2 separate regions of the Homo sapiens genome follow, and region 1 is linked to region 2. A link is an interaction called in ENCODE POLR2A ChIA-PET data of the cell type or tissue named here. Cell type or tissue: PC-9. All regions are shown on one strand. Links, peaks and the distances in the headings refer to the core of each region. The heading gives the core; the rest is flanking DNA.

Region 1 (5,918 bases), core at 919-5,918, 170 kb before region 2:
AAATAAGGCATGCCTGTATAAAGAACTTTTTATATTCTGACAGGGTCAGTAAACTTGCGTAAGGGCCAGACAGTAATATTTTAGGCTTTTCTAGCCACATAAGGTCACTGTCATGCATACATATCATACACACACACACACACACAGATGCACACACACACATAAACGTTTATTTAACAGCCCTTTAAAAATGTAAAAACTATTCTTTGGGAGCATGCCTTTCAAAAACAGGCCATGGCTCTGTTTGGTCCATAGGTCATTGTCCACTGACCCCTGTTCTATGGTAATAAGTTGGGTGTTCCTTTTTTCTTTTTGCAGAAGAGTCATGTATTTTTGCTATAAAGAACAGATATTAAATATGAATAACTTAAAATCTGAGCCAAAATATGATTGGTTGAAGCTTATGACTTTCTAGCCTTAAACAAATACTGAACAAATTTAGAAATAGCCAAAAAATGATCTAGTTTTCTGTAATATATTTGCCTTTTTTATAAGTGGAACTTTTAAAAACATATCTTTCACAGGTCTAAAAATAAAGAGGAAAACATCATCTTGAGGATTTCTTTAACTTCTTTAAAATAATACATTTCTGGTTTAGTAACTCATAGTACTTTTAAAAGACCTTTTTTCCCCATTGGCACAAATGTTTTTCAATGTGAGATGTTCTATTGAATTTTTAAAGACACTTAAACAAAAATGTGTTCTTTAGGGTGAATGATTAATTGGACTTTTCAGATTATCTTGTGAAAGAGTTTTGTTACTAGGTTGTGTTCTCCTTTTTCAGTCACAGCTCATGAAACATCCCCAAATGCTTGTAGCTTTAGAATTTTTCAGCAGGTTACATTAGAATTACTTTAAATTCTCTGAAGGTAAATTGATTATAGATATTTTAAAGATTTATTTAATTTTTTAAAAGAAGCCTCTTATAAGGTGATTCATTTTTGATGTCAACAAAACATACAAATTAGGTATTATAAGAACTTTATTGGTACCTTAAATGACAAGAATATTAAGAATATTTCAAAAGTTGTCTTATGATTCAAATTTTCTTTCAGGCTACAGTACAGTACCATCTGTTCTGTTTTTCCTTCACTGAGTACATCAAGTTCAAGTGAATCAATAAAATTTGCTAATGCAAAAGGTTAATTTTTGATATAACTTATATTATTCTTATTATTCTTACTTTTTTTTTTTTTTTGAGACATAGTCTTGCTCTGTCGCCCAGGCTGGAGTGCAATGGTGGGATCTTGGCTCACTGCAACCCCTGCCTCCTGGGTTCAAGCAGTTCTCCTGCCTCAGCCTCCTGAGTAGTTAGGATTACAGGCGCCCACCACCATGCCTGGCTAATTTTTGTATTTTTAGTGGAGACGGGGTTTCACCATGTTGGTCAGGCTGGTCTCGTACTCCTGACCTCAGGTGATCCGCCCACCTCAGCCTTCCAATGTAACTTATATTATTGAAGTCAATTTCAAATACACAACTAGAATACATCACGTCTTCTTGGGCTTCATGTAGTACTCATATCCTATTTGCAGATTACAAACCCTTGAGTTCTTATGTTTAATGTTGTTCTTATCTTTGCTGTATCTCTCACCTCAGTGCCCTCATTTGAGAACAGGGTCCCAAGTAAATTTAACTCAACCGAGACCAACCAGCTGTGATATGATTGGTGAAGTTGGCAAAAAAGAATTTAGAATCCATTTATTTCCAGGACCTGTTTAGTTGCTTACCCCTCTGAGCACTGTACTACCTGTAAAGTAGGAAAAATACCTGTTTTGCATTTGTTGGGAGGGTTACAGAAAAACTCTGTAGAAAGCATCATTTCAGTGTTTGGTATAAAGAAAGGCCAGTAAGATAGTAGATGGTATTGTTATTAGACACTGTTCCTACTCTCAATTCTAGAGGAAGAGACAGAATACATTGGGTTACTATTTGTTATTACAATCTATTGTTAGAACTGTAATTCTTGTAGCAGAGGGAGAGTAATGATAAAGCCATACCAGAGGTTCTAAGAATGATCTGTTGAGGACTGGCCTGTAAGCCACACGTTGATGGGTGGGTTGCATTTGACTGGGTGGAGAAAGAGGACGGGGCTGTCCAACATAGGAAGCAACTTGAGCTCTGGGCGAGGCAGGAAGTGTTGGGTGTGTATAGGGCAGAGGTCCACTCTGGCCAATTTAGCGTACAGAAATGCTTTCTTTGGAAATAGTGCTTTCAAAGACTTAAGCCTACAGAGAAACATGTGACATTTCACTTAAGAAAATCTAGATTTCCAAATTTTCTTGAAAAATTTGAAAATCTTGTAAGCATTGGCTAAAGTTTACTATCCTCTCTTAGTCCCACATCATTTCAATATTATACTTTTTCCTGTTTTTTTCCCCAAAAGTCTTAGCTATGATTCTCACTTCATTCTTCCATTTGACTTTCCTAATTATTTTGTTTCTCTAGAAATGTGATATATACTGCCAGTTTATTAAAAGCTTCTATGTTGCTTTTTAGTAAAAACGGATCGGTTTTCATAATTTCAGTTCTATAGATACTTGATAGTAGTTGCTGTTGTGAATGTTCCCCTTGCTCTTTATATTTCTTAAGTGGTCATTGTTGGTGTGTTCTTGTAGGAAATTTCCATTGGCTTGAACTAACATTTTATCATGTTAAAGAACTGTCTTTTTATTTTTATTTTACTAAGAATTACAATCAAGTATAGATTTACAATTTTATCAAATGCTTTTGGACATCTTACAATTTTCTTCTTTGAAATATTGATGATTTGACATCATGGTATGTTGCTTTTAACTAATACATGAGGAAGTTTCCCATCTTTTCCTGTGTTCTAGAGTACTTCTTACAGCATTCAAATAATCTGTTCTTTTAAAAATTATTACAAAATATATTATCTATTCTTCAAATGTTGGGAAACCTTATATATCTGTTAGCTTTTAAAAATAATCAATTACTTACTCCCCCCAGTGCTCCCTGCACTCCAGCAAAGCTGTTTTGCAGTGATTGATCCAGTTAGGTCTCTTATTTAAAAAAAAAAAAATTGACATTAACACTTACCTTCAATAATTTTCTAGCTACTTTTAAATTTAGTAGCAGAAATTTAAAGATAATATATGTTAAAAATTTCCATGTGGTAGTTAAAAGTGATTCTTAATTTCATATTTGTATTTTTATATCTTCAAAAACTAGTTGATGATTTATCTGTTTTATCAACTTTTTTTCAAATATTTGTGTTTATTACATTTTTGTTTTCGATTGCATTTTCTGTTTCTTTTTTTGAAGTGATTGGATTTTACACATTAATTTCTAGTTAGAAAATCTAACATGCCATTTCTGTGTTTTGGATTTTATGGAAAATTCTTTCTCATAAAATGAATGATTAATTTACATAAATTTTCACATATACTTGACCCTTGAACAATATGGATTTGAACTGTAGAGGTCTACTTATACATGGATTTTCTTCCACCTATGCTACCTTGGGACAAGACAAATTCTTCCTTTTCCTCTTCTTCCTCCTCCCCCTCCTCCTTAGCCTACTCAGTTTGAAGGCAATGAAGATGAAGATCTTTATGATGATTCACTTCCACTTAATCAATAGTAAATATGTTTTTTCTTACGATTTTTTAAATAACTTTTCTCTAGTTTACTTTATTATAAGAATATAGTGTTTAATACACGTAACATACATATAGCAGTGGTGTTAGTCAAGTGTTTATGTCATCAGTAAGGCTTAGGTCAATAGTCAGCTACTAGTATTTAAGGTTTTGGTGAGTCAAAAGATATACGTGGATTTTTGACTCCATGGGAGGTCAGCGCCCCAACTCCTATGACCCTCACCCCCCACATTCAAAGGTCAACTGTATGTTTGAAAATACAGGGTATTTGCTCTTCATATAAAATTTGATATAAATATGTTAACTTTTATTTCTTGCTCTTAAAGAGTTCCATTTAGATTCTTGAAGAAAAATAATATGTAAATGAACATATTTAGAGTTTTTGAAAGAGTTATACAGAAATTGGAGTGAGAATGAAGTGGTCATCTGAATTGCTAATAGTATTGAAAAAGTTTATCCAAAGAGACTCTAAGTAAACAAGAATGATATATGGTTTATTTAGACAAATTATTATTATTATTATTGCTATTGCAGAGAACATAGTCATATACTCAAAGAGATGAGGGACATATGTTAAAATAAATTTGAAAGAGCCTTTTAATGATCTCTATTGTGAGTTATAATACATTCACTTCCTTGTGTGGAAGATGAATAATGCCACAGTGAAGAAGTAAAGTAGTAAAAATAATGTGACTTAATAGTACATTGAAAACTTAGCCAGCATTTGCATGGAATGGAAATTAAAGGACCATATGTACAGTATATAAGCCTAATCTTTGTTACTAAGACAAATTGTCTAATGTCGTACCTCAAGACTAAATATTTTTGCTTTCACAGTTGCTTAAAACTTTGTAAAGATCAATTGTCTCGATCAGTTGTTGGCACTAGAATCTAAAGGTCATTTTCCACTTTGTGTTTCTTCTCTTTGCTCTTCATCGATTCCTGCTCTGACCCAGTTGAGGTGCACATTTTTTCCAGGATAGGGCAACCCTTAATGATTTGTCTTGGCTTCCCCTGATTTTTACTTTCTGCTATGTGGTTTATTTCTCTGCCTTTTATTTCAAGGATAGAGCCACCCTTAATGGTTTGTCTTGGCTTTCCCTGATTTCTAGTTTCTAATATGTAGTTTATTTCTCTGCCTTTTAGTCTTTATATTGGTTCACATGTGTGCGCATGCGCACAAATACACACACGGTGAGAGAGACCTCACATTTAAGTAAGTCCAACATACAATGATCTAAGAAAGTGAAGAGTTAACTTTCCTTTTTACTTTTATTTCTGTAGAGATATTGTTACCTTGAAATTCAACCTATTTCTTTATTTTAACTTAGTGACATTGCTGTTTCAAATTTTGGTTGGAGAGTTTGGAGTAGAATTGATTGCATAGGGACCCTACCCTAGAATAGTTAGAAACCGAACTGGGAATACATGTGTGCCTCCTAAAGGCATCTACTATGGTCTGTTGATGTCCCACCAAAATTCATTATGTTGAAACTTAATCTCCAATGCAATAGTATTAAAAAGTGGGGCATTTGGGAGCTTATTGGGTTATGGTGCTCCACCCTTGTGAATGGGATTAGTGCCCTTATAAAATAATTCAAGGGAGCACCCTAGCCCCCCACATCCCTTCCACCATGTGAAGACAAGCGCCATCTGTGGGGAATGGGCCTTCCTCAGACCCCAGATCTGCTGGTGCCTTGATCTTGGACTTCTGAGCTTCCAGAACTGTGATAAATAAACTTCTGTTGTTTATAGATTAACCAGTCTAAGGTGTTTTGTCATAGCAGCCCAAAAAATGTAAGACAGCATCTTTAATTTTTTTTTTTTCCTTTGAGCTCTTTTGAATTGGACCTGACTTTCTTACCAAGATTTTACCATCATAATATAGAGGAAGCATAAGAAAGTCTTTAATGAATTGTTTGGCTTGGCTGTGGGCAGATAGATTTGAGTTACTACACACCTTACTGTCTTTGCAAATAGAGTAAAATACCTAACAATAGTTGTGTTGGAGCAGGTGTCTAATGATCATCTGTTTAGCCCAGTGCAGTCATCTGTTTTCTAGGCAGTTACGTTTTGTTGAATATTATTAATTCATGGTCTTGATAATCCAGTGAAAATGCAGAATTCCTGTGAACACAGTTGTTTTAAGTATGCACTGATTTTTATCTCCAGAAAATAGCATTATTGCTTAGCAATAAGATGAATATTTTGAAAACATTCCAAGAAAATTTATACCTTGAAGTATAGTGTTGAGTAAAAGAAGTGGGAATTCAGTTACAAAGTTCCCCAGATTGGTCT
Region 2 (6,988 bases), core at 805-5,804:
ACTTAGCCCCAGACCAATGGTCAAAGCCAGGATCGTGGGTTGCTGTCACCAGTCTTGGTAATCTTTAACAATATCCATATAGTTCTTTCCCCTTTATTTTTTGGTTTCAAGGTAAGGTCTACCTGAAATATTTAGGTGCACAAAAAACAAAAGCCACTATTCCCAGCAGTTTTGCAGTGTGAATAAGAACTCCATGTCACATTATTTATAGAAAGCATTTTTTTTGTCCTTAGAGAGGGACATGAAAAGTTGTGGGTTCATAGGTATTGCCTAATGCCTGTTCATGAAAATCGATTTTCCTCCTTGTGAGTGGAGCTGATGTTGGTATTTTAACTCTTATTTAGATTCTGCATGTTGGAGGGAAATAGAACTTTTTTTTTTCCTTTGGGTTTATGTGTACCTCTTAAATATATGACAGATACAATTTCATTCTCTTTTGTAGCAAAGCTTCAAGAGAATCAGCCTGTAGTGTTTAATGAAATGTATAATGATTTAACTCTATTAGAATACAATAATTTTAACAATTTTGTAATGCTTTAAATCAACTCTTGTTTGAAACAAAGTCTAGAATTTTGGTGACTTTCATTTTTGGCCACTTTGCTGGGTTTTTCATTGAGAAGATGCGTTGGGTGTTATATACCATATAATGTTCAGAATCTTAGAACTATTTTTAGATAAGGAGAGCCAGAATTTGGAATATTTCATGACTTCCTCATTTATGACTTAAAGGCTGGTTGAAGTTTAATTCTTTGTAAGAAAAACACATTAGTGAAATTTCAATAAATAATTACACTCACATGTATAATTATGGGCATTTATTTATCTATTTTTTACGACATAGAGTTTTGCTTGCTATGTTGCCCGGGTTGGACTCAAAGTCTTGGGTTCAAGTGATCCTCCTGCATAAGCCTCTCAAGTAGCTGGGGTTATAGACATGTGCCACCATGCCCAGCTGATTATGGACTTTTGAAAAAGATGAGACATGTTAGTTAACAGTGAACAAAAAGCGATAGAAACTTGTCTGTGTCACAACAATGAATGAGAAAGCTTGAAGAAAGCCTGAAGGTGGTACATTGGTTGGAATGTATAATCACTCTGAAAAACCTAGTTTTGGTACTCTGTCTTTAAGAAATAGATACTAATCTCAATCTTTTGGTGAAGAAAAGTTGGTATTTATCTCAGGCTGCACACAGCATTTTAAAGATATGCTACTCTACATGCCCTTGTGTTTCAGTGCACCAGAAAGGCATGTAGTTGTTCTCTGCTGCGTGTTAGAAAGAGTCCTTTAGGTCTTCTGCTGTCAGGTGGGCTCTGCATGTCTCCCCACCCCTCCAAGGAATTCAGGACCTGAGGAGCACATTTCAGAGGTTAAAGACAGACTGGGAACAGGCCTGCATCTCTTCTGTGAAAAGTTCTGGCTGCCTTGCCTCATTCTCTTAATGAGATTTATGCTGTGTGTATGTGGTCATGTGTCTTCAATCAGAGTGTAAACTCCTAGAGGACAAGGACTATTTCTTATATTTCTGGTTTGTATCTCTTATAGTTTCTGGCACATGGTGAATACATTATTTATTCAGCTTGTCTGGGCATTATAATTAGCATGGTGAAAAATATAAAACCAGTCAATAGATAATTGTCAACCTGCTCTATGTCATAGGGTTATTGTGAACATAAAAATCAAAATTGTAAATATTGGAAATACGCATTCTCATTGGTGACAGGAGTCCTCATCTCGTAGCCATGTGAACCGGATAGGTGTGGTAGCATATGGGCACCACCTCTGTGTGCCTTCTGTTTGGAGTTCTCTGACTCTTGCATTTTTAGTTAAGTGAAAGCTAGGTAGATAATTATTGCAGTCACCTGAAATGTGACTTCGGTTTTCTTGCTTGTCGGTAACACAGCACATGCTGCTGGCAGCCTCTAGGAAGGGCATGTGCTCTTGTGATACGCTTCAGGGGCACAGCAAGGAGTGCTTGAATGACTTTGTCTGTGACTTTGGTGCGTGCGTCCTGCTGTTACAAGAGCTTCCCAAATGCTGTTAGCCTTTGGATGTTCTAACATGTTACTAAGCAAAGGACTGAAACAAGAAGAGTATTAGAACTATCACACCCAGAGATAAGGTAGTATATAGAGGATACTGCCCCAGAGATATACTATGTGATTTTATTCCTGGCCCTGCAGTTCACCAGCTGGAATGACATTGGGAAGTTATTTTCTATCTCCAGGCCTCTATGCCCTCATCCATACAGTGGGGGTGCTGGAGATGAGGGCTTCTCTCCCAGGTGAAGTCTGCCATTCTATGATCCTGGTGAGGAGCAAGGGGTGAGACAGAGCCTTTCTGTTTATGCATTTATGAGTCTTACTGCAGTGAAGCTTCCTGTGTATGGAAGTGTAAATTCACAGACTTCAAAGTGAGAAAGACCTGAGTTCAGATGGTATTCAGCCTGGTACCAGCTGTGTGGGTCATGCTTAGTCTCTCTCCTTTAATCCTACTCACCTGGAAGATGGAATTAACCACCCATCTTCACAGGAGCCTGCCTGCCTTTGGTGGGTACTGAGTCAGTGTTCTTTTGAAGAAAAACAGGAGAAAAAGGCCCTATTACTTTCGTTTATGTTGCTGCAATTCTCATGAAGTATCTAGTAGAGATTTCAACATCTATGTTAATTCATAATTCTCCAAGTAGACATAGGGTAGGTAGATCTGAAATTAGAACTCTTTTTTTAATTTGAATTTTTATTTAAGGATATCTGGAAGAATGTTTCAAATTCTGATTAGAGTTTATTATGTGAAATAATGGAACACAAAAAATAATGTCAATAACAGAATAAAAACAGAATCATGGAACCAAAAAAATGAAAATAGTTTATTCTGCCTAATTTTGTGTATTTGAAATTCTTTAAATTAAAATGTTTTAAAAAGAAAAGATGAGCTCTCTAAATAAAAATATTTTTGAAAACTACATAGGTGCAGAGGACTCAGAGGGAGACCTGAAAGCAACATTTCTTAGTCACCCTCACTGTTTATTTCCTAAGTCTGAGGAATCTGCCGCGGGGAAGGAGCTGACCTGAGTGTCTACACTAACTGCAAGGGTGTTGAAGCCATTGGTTATCCTGCCTCTCTTCTCTCCTGTAGAACCAGGTACAGTTCTGATCCGTGGGCCGGCAGAGAAGAGCGGCAATAGTGCGGCAGAAACAGGGAAAGAGATTGGGTGTTTTGCTCATTTTAAGTGCTCTAAGCAGTCAGTAATTGAGTGGAAGACAGATTCCTTTCTGTTACCCTTGGGGAAGCGAGCCTGATGCCTCTTTGCCATAGCCATGTAGCTAGAAAGGGTGCAGGCATTGCCGCAGACAAGTATAGAATCACGTCAATACTCCATGCCTTAACTACCAGGAAATATCCACCTTGGCCAGACCAGAGATTCCTATGCACTCCCTCATTTTAGAGGCAGAACAAAAGAGGATAAGGGAGACTCAGTCTTTTCCCTAGAGGCAGCTTGCAGTAACTCTTAGAAACCATTCTGCAGGACATTAATAACAAGGTGTTGAAGCTATTCCTATATCACCAAGAGCTGACTAGCATCATGAAGTCAGCTGTAATGTAACTTCCTTAAGAGCAGAGCTTATGCTTTATGTTTCTTGTTATTCCTCATCATCTCAGCACAGGAGCTTATGAATCGGCAGGGCTCAATAAGTGGTGATTCATTCATGTGCTATTTGTTGTAAGTGAGAGGCTGTTTGCCACACTGGAATTGAGAGGATTTGGAGACGGGTGCTTTTTTGAAAAAGACTCCAGTCGTTAGGCTTAATAAAGAAATATAGACGGGTGCAGGTATTGTAGCTGAACCTGGAAATGTGCTATGGAATGTTTACTTAACGCAGGAAATAAATTACATTAAAATTCAGTAGCATTAGGGGGAAAAAACCCAACAATTAGCCTAACTTTTTTCCTCAGTAAACCTATTTAATTTTACACTAACGATCTAGTGTACATCTGTGCGTAAAGGCGTAGTAAGACAGTGTTACTTTAATGACTTTATCAGAAGTGAAAAAAGGGCATTATTAAAAATGCCACTTGCATTACCCTTTAACCAGGGGCTCATTATTCCCTCTCCTGCTGTGGAACAGGGGCCAGCGTTTGACTAAATTGGTAGAATTATCTTGGAAATACGAGTTTGCTTATCATTTAATATTCTCTGATGACCTGCTGCTTGAGATCTTTTGATCTGTAGTGAAATCTTTGCATGTCACTACCTGGCTTCAAAGAAAAACATTTGCAGTTGCTGTGTTATGGCTAATGTGAGAAGACCATTTTTTTTTTTAAGCGGAAAGAAATATCTGCTCTTGCAAAACTCCTATTTTAAGAAGAGGTATCCTCCACTAAAGATGCAGAGTTAGACTGATTTTAATAATGTCAGAATGGCCAATAAATATATTAATACAAGGAATTGAAAATCAATGAGCTGTGATAGTAATTACAGATAGTACCCAAGGGAAATATAGCAGGCAGACAAATCCTTTCCCTCAGGGCCTGCCCTGGGCAAAGCTATGAAGTTGAGAATTCTGCCCTTCTTCCCTTTAGCAATGTACTTTCTCTTTCAACTTAATTCTCCTGCCACCCACAATCCAGATGTCCCTGCGCTCTGATGGTGCTGTAATGGTTCAAGGTACCAACAGATGACCAGTTCTAACCACAGTCTCATTAGTTGAAGAGAATGTAAAGTGCCCTTTCCTAGAGTTATTTGCATTTTTATAGGGTCAGTGCTTTGTAAAAAGGAATATTTCTTAAGGAAATTAAATACTCTGAGTGATTTGAGCATTTTGATTTCAGGCAAATTAACCTTTCCAGAATATTTCAGCTTCTACAAGATCATGGTCTGCATTGTCTCCTTGTCTTTGTGGAAGAATTTTTTTAAAAAAATCTGGACCATCAAGCGTGTTTTCTCTGTAGATGTGTTTTCTTGAGCTAATGTTTGCATACCGGTTCAGAGTTTATAAAGTGCATCACAAAAAATATCCTTTTTTATTTATTTATTTTTTTTTGAGACGGAGTCTCGCTCTGTCGCCAGGCTGGAGTACAGTGGCACGATCTCAGCTCACTGCAAGCTCCACCTCCCGGGTTCAAGCGATTCTCCTGCCTCAGCCTCCCAAGTAACTGGGATTATAAGTACATGCCACCATGCCTGGCTAATTTTTGTATTTTTAGTAGAGACGGGGTTTCACCATGTTGACCAGGATGGTCTCGATCTTCTGACCTCGTGATCCACCTGCCTTTGCCTCCCAAAGGGTTGGGATTATAGGCCTGAGCCACTGCGCCTGGCCAAAATATCCTGTTTAACCTTTAGAGGAGTTTTGCTTCTGACCACAAAGGATTAACTCTTGTGGGAATTGACTCCCACCATGAACAACTAGAAACTCAGATGAAATAAGAGATGTTTTTTCACATATTGGACAACAAGCGATGGTCCTTGAGAGGAGAGCAGAAAACGTGATGAACTCTACAGTGGCCTCAGCTTACTGCTTGGAGGTAACTTCCGGGCGGCAAAGCAGGGAGGAAGAACCCAAACAGGGCCTCGCCGTCTCACTGAGCTAAGCAGACAGGGTTTGGTATTTGGAGAAGTTAGGACAACTAGTTTGTGAGAAGAATACTGTAGAGGAGGGAATTGCACAAAGAGAGAGCTCTGGAGATCTCCAGAGGGGCCCACTAAAGGGTTTGGTGAGTACTTATCTTCCTGTGTATTGGAGGAAGGCAAGGAAAGGTCGGCCATACAGCAGTAGGTTGAACAATTCTTGGAGCTCACATAAAGCTGACAGAAATCAGGGTGGAGAGACCTCTTCATATGTGAGGCATTGGGAAGAGGGCTTGGAAGGGTCACAGCTTAGTGGCCCTGAGTCCTGGAATAGACTGCTCTGGACCTACCCTGACAAGCCTTAGAAACAAGCATTGAAAGGACCGAACTGATCTGCAAGTCACTCAGCTGTATACCAGAACAAAAATGCACTCCAAAGAATACACGATCTAGTGCTGAATGATGTAAAAATCACAATGTCTGGCATCCGATCAAAATTACCAGATGTACAAAGAAGCAGGAAAATAGAACTTATAACCAAGTTTTAAAAATGAATCAATAGAAACACATCCAGAAATGACAAATAATTGGCAAAGATCTTAAAACATCTATTTTGTATCTTATATGCTCACAAATGTGAAGGAAAACATGAAAATGATGAGAAGAGAAATGGAAGGTACAAAAAGATAAAAAATTAAACAGATGAAACATACACCATGTATGTCTGTTTTTGCATTGCTGTAAAGAAATACCTGAGGCCAAGTGCTCACGCCTGTGATCCCAAGGGAGGTGGATCACTTGAGCGCAGGAGTTCAAGACTAACCTGGACAATGTGGTGAAACCCCATTTCTACAAAAAATACAAAAATTAGCCAGGCATGGTGACACATGCCTGTAGTCCCAGCTACTCCGGAGGTTGAGATGGGAGGATTGCTTGAGCTCGGGAGGTGGAGGTTGCAGTAAGCCAAGATCCCATCACTGCACGCCAGCCTGAGCAACACGAGACTCTGTCTCAAAAATAAATAAATAAATAAATCATGGCAGAAAGCAAAGTGGGAGCTCGTGCATCATGTGGTGAGAGGGAGCTGGTGCCAGGATAACAACTTGTGAACTCAGAGTGAGAACGCATTCATTACCATGAAGACAACACCAAGCCATTAATGAGGGATCCGCCCCCATGACCCAAACACCTCTCCCTAGGCCCACCTCTAACATTGGAGGTCGCATTTCAACATGAGATTTGAAGGGGAAAAAAACTTCCAAACCATATCATACTGTATTTAAAATTTTAAAAATACAGTGGATGACATTAATAGATACTGCAGAAGAAAAGATCAATGTCTGAATACGTAGCAATAAAAACTATCCAAAGTAGGCCGGGCACGATGGCTCATGCCTGTAATCCCAGCACTTTGGGAGGCC

The links. Peaks named below come from ENCODE experiments on the same cell type or tissue, not always from the same donor. Only the 100,000 strongest peaks of a DNase experiment are listed, where the experiment ranks them.
Region 1: POLR2A ChIA-PET joins it to region 2 with 6 read pairs; 2 of 35 experiments call an interaction of 5 or more read pairs at or near these places.

The regions. Positions count from the first base shown.
Region 1 is chr13:74,106,433-74,112,350 of GRCh38, reverse strand. All of the region lies in intron 1 of KLF12 (KLF transcription factor 12), which reads left to right. Among named protein-coding and RNA genes, the nearest start is that of KLF12, 25 kb to the left of the region's middle. In PC-9, for the core only: no CTCF peak of the experiment used is centred there; no DNase peak of the experiment used is centred there.
Region 2 is chr13:73,935,241-73,942,228 of GRCh38, reverse strand. The region is part of intron 3 of KLF12 (KLF transcription factor 12); the gene reads left to right. Among named protein-coding and RNA genes, the nearest start is that of KLF12, 200 kb to the left of the region's middle. In PC-9, for the core only: no CTCF peak of the experiment used is centred there; a DNase peak (open chromatin) is centred at 3,658.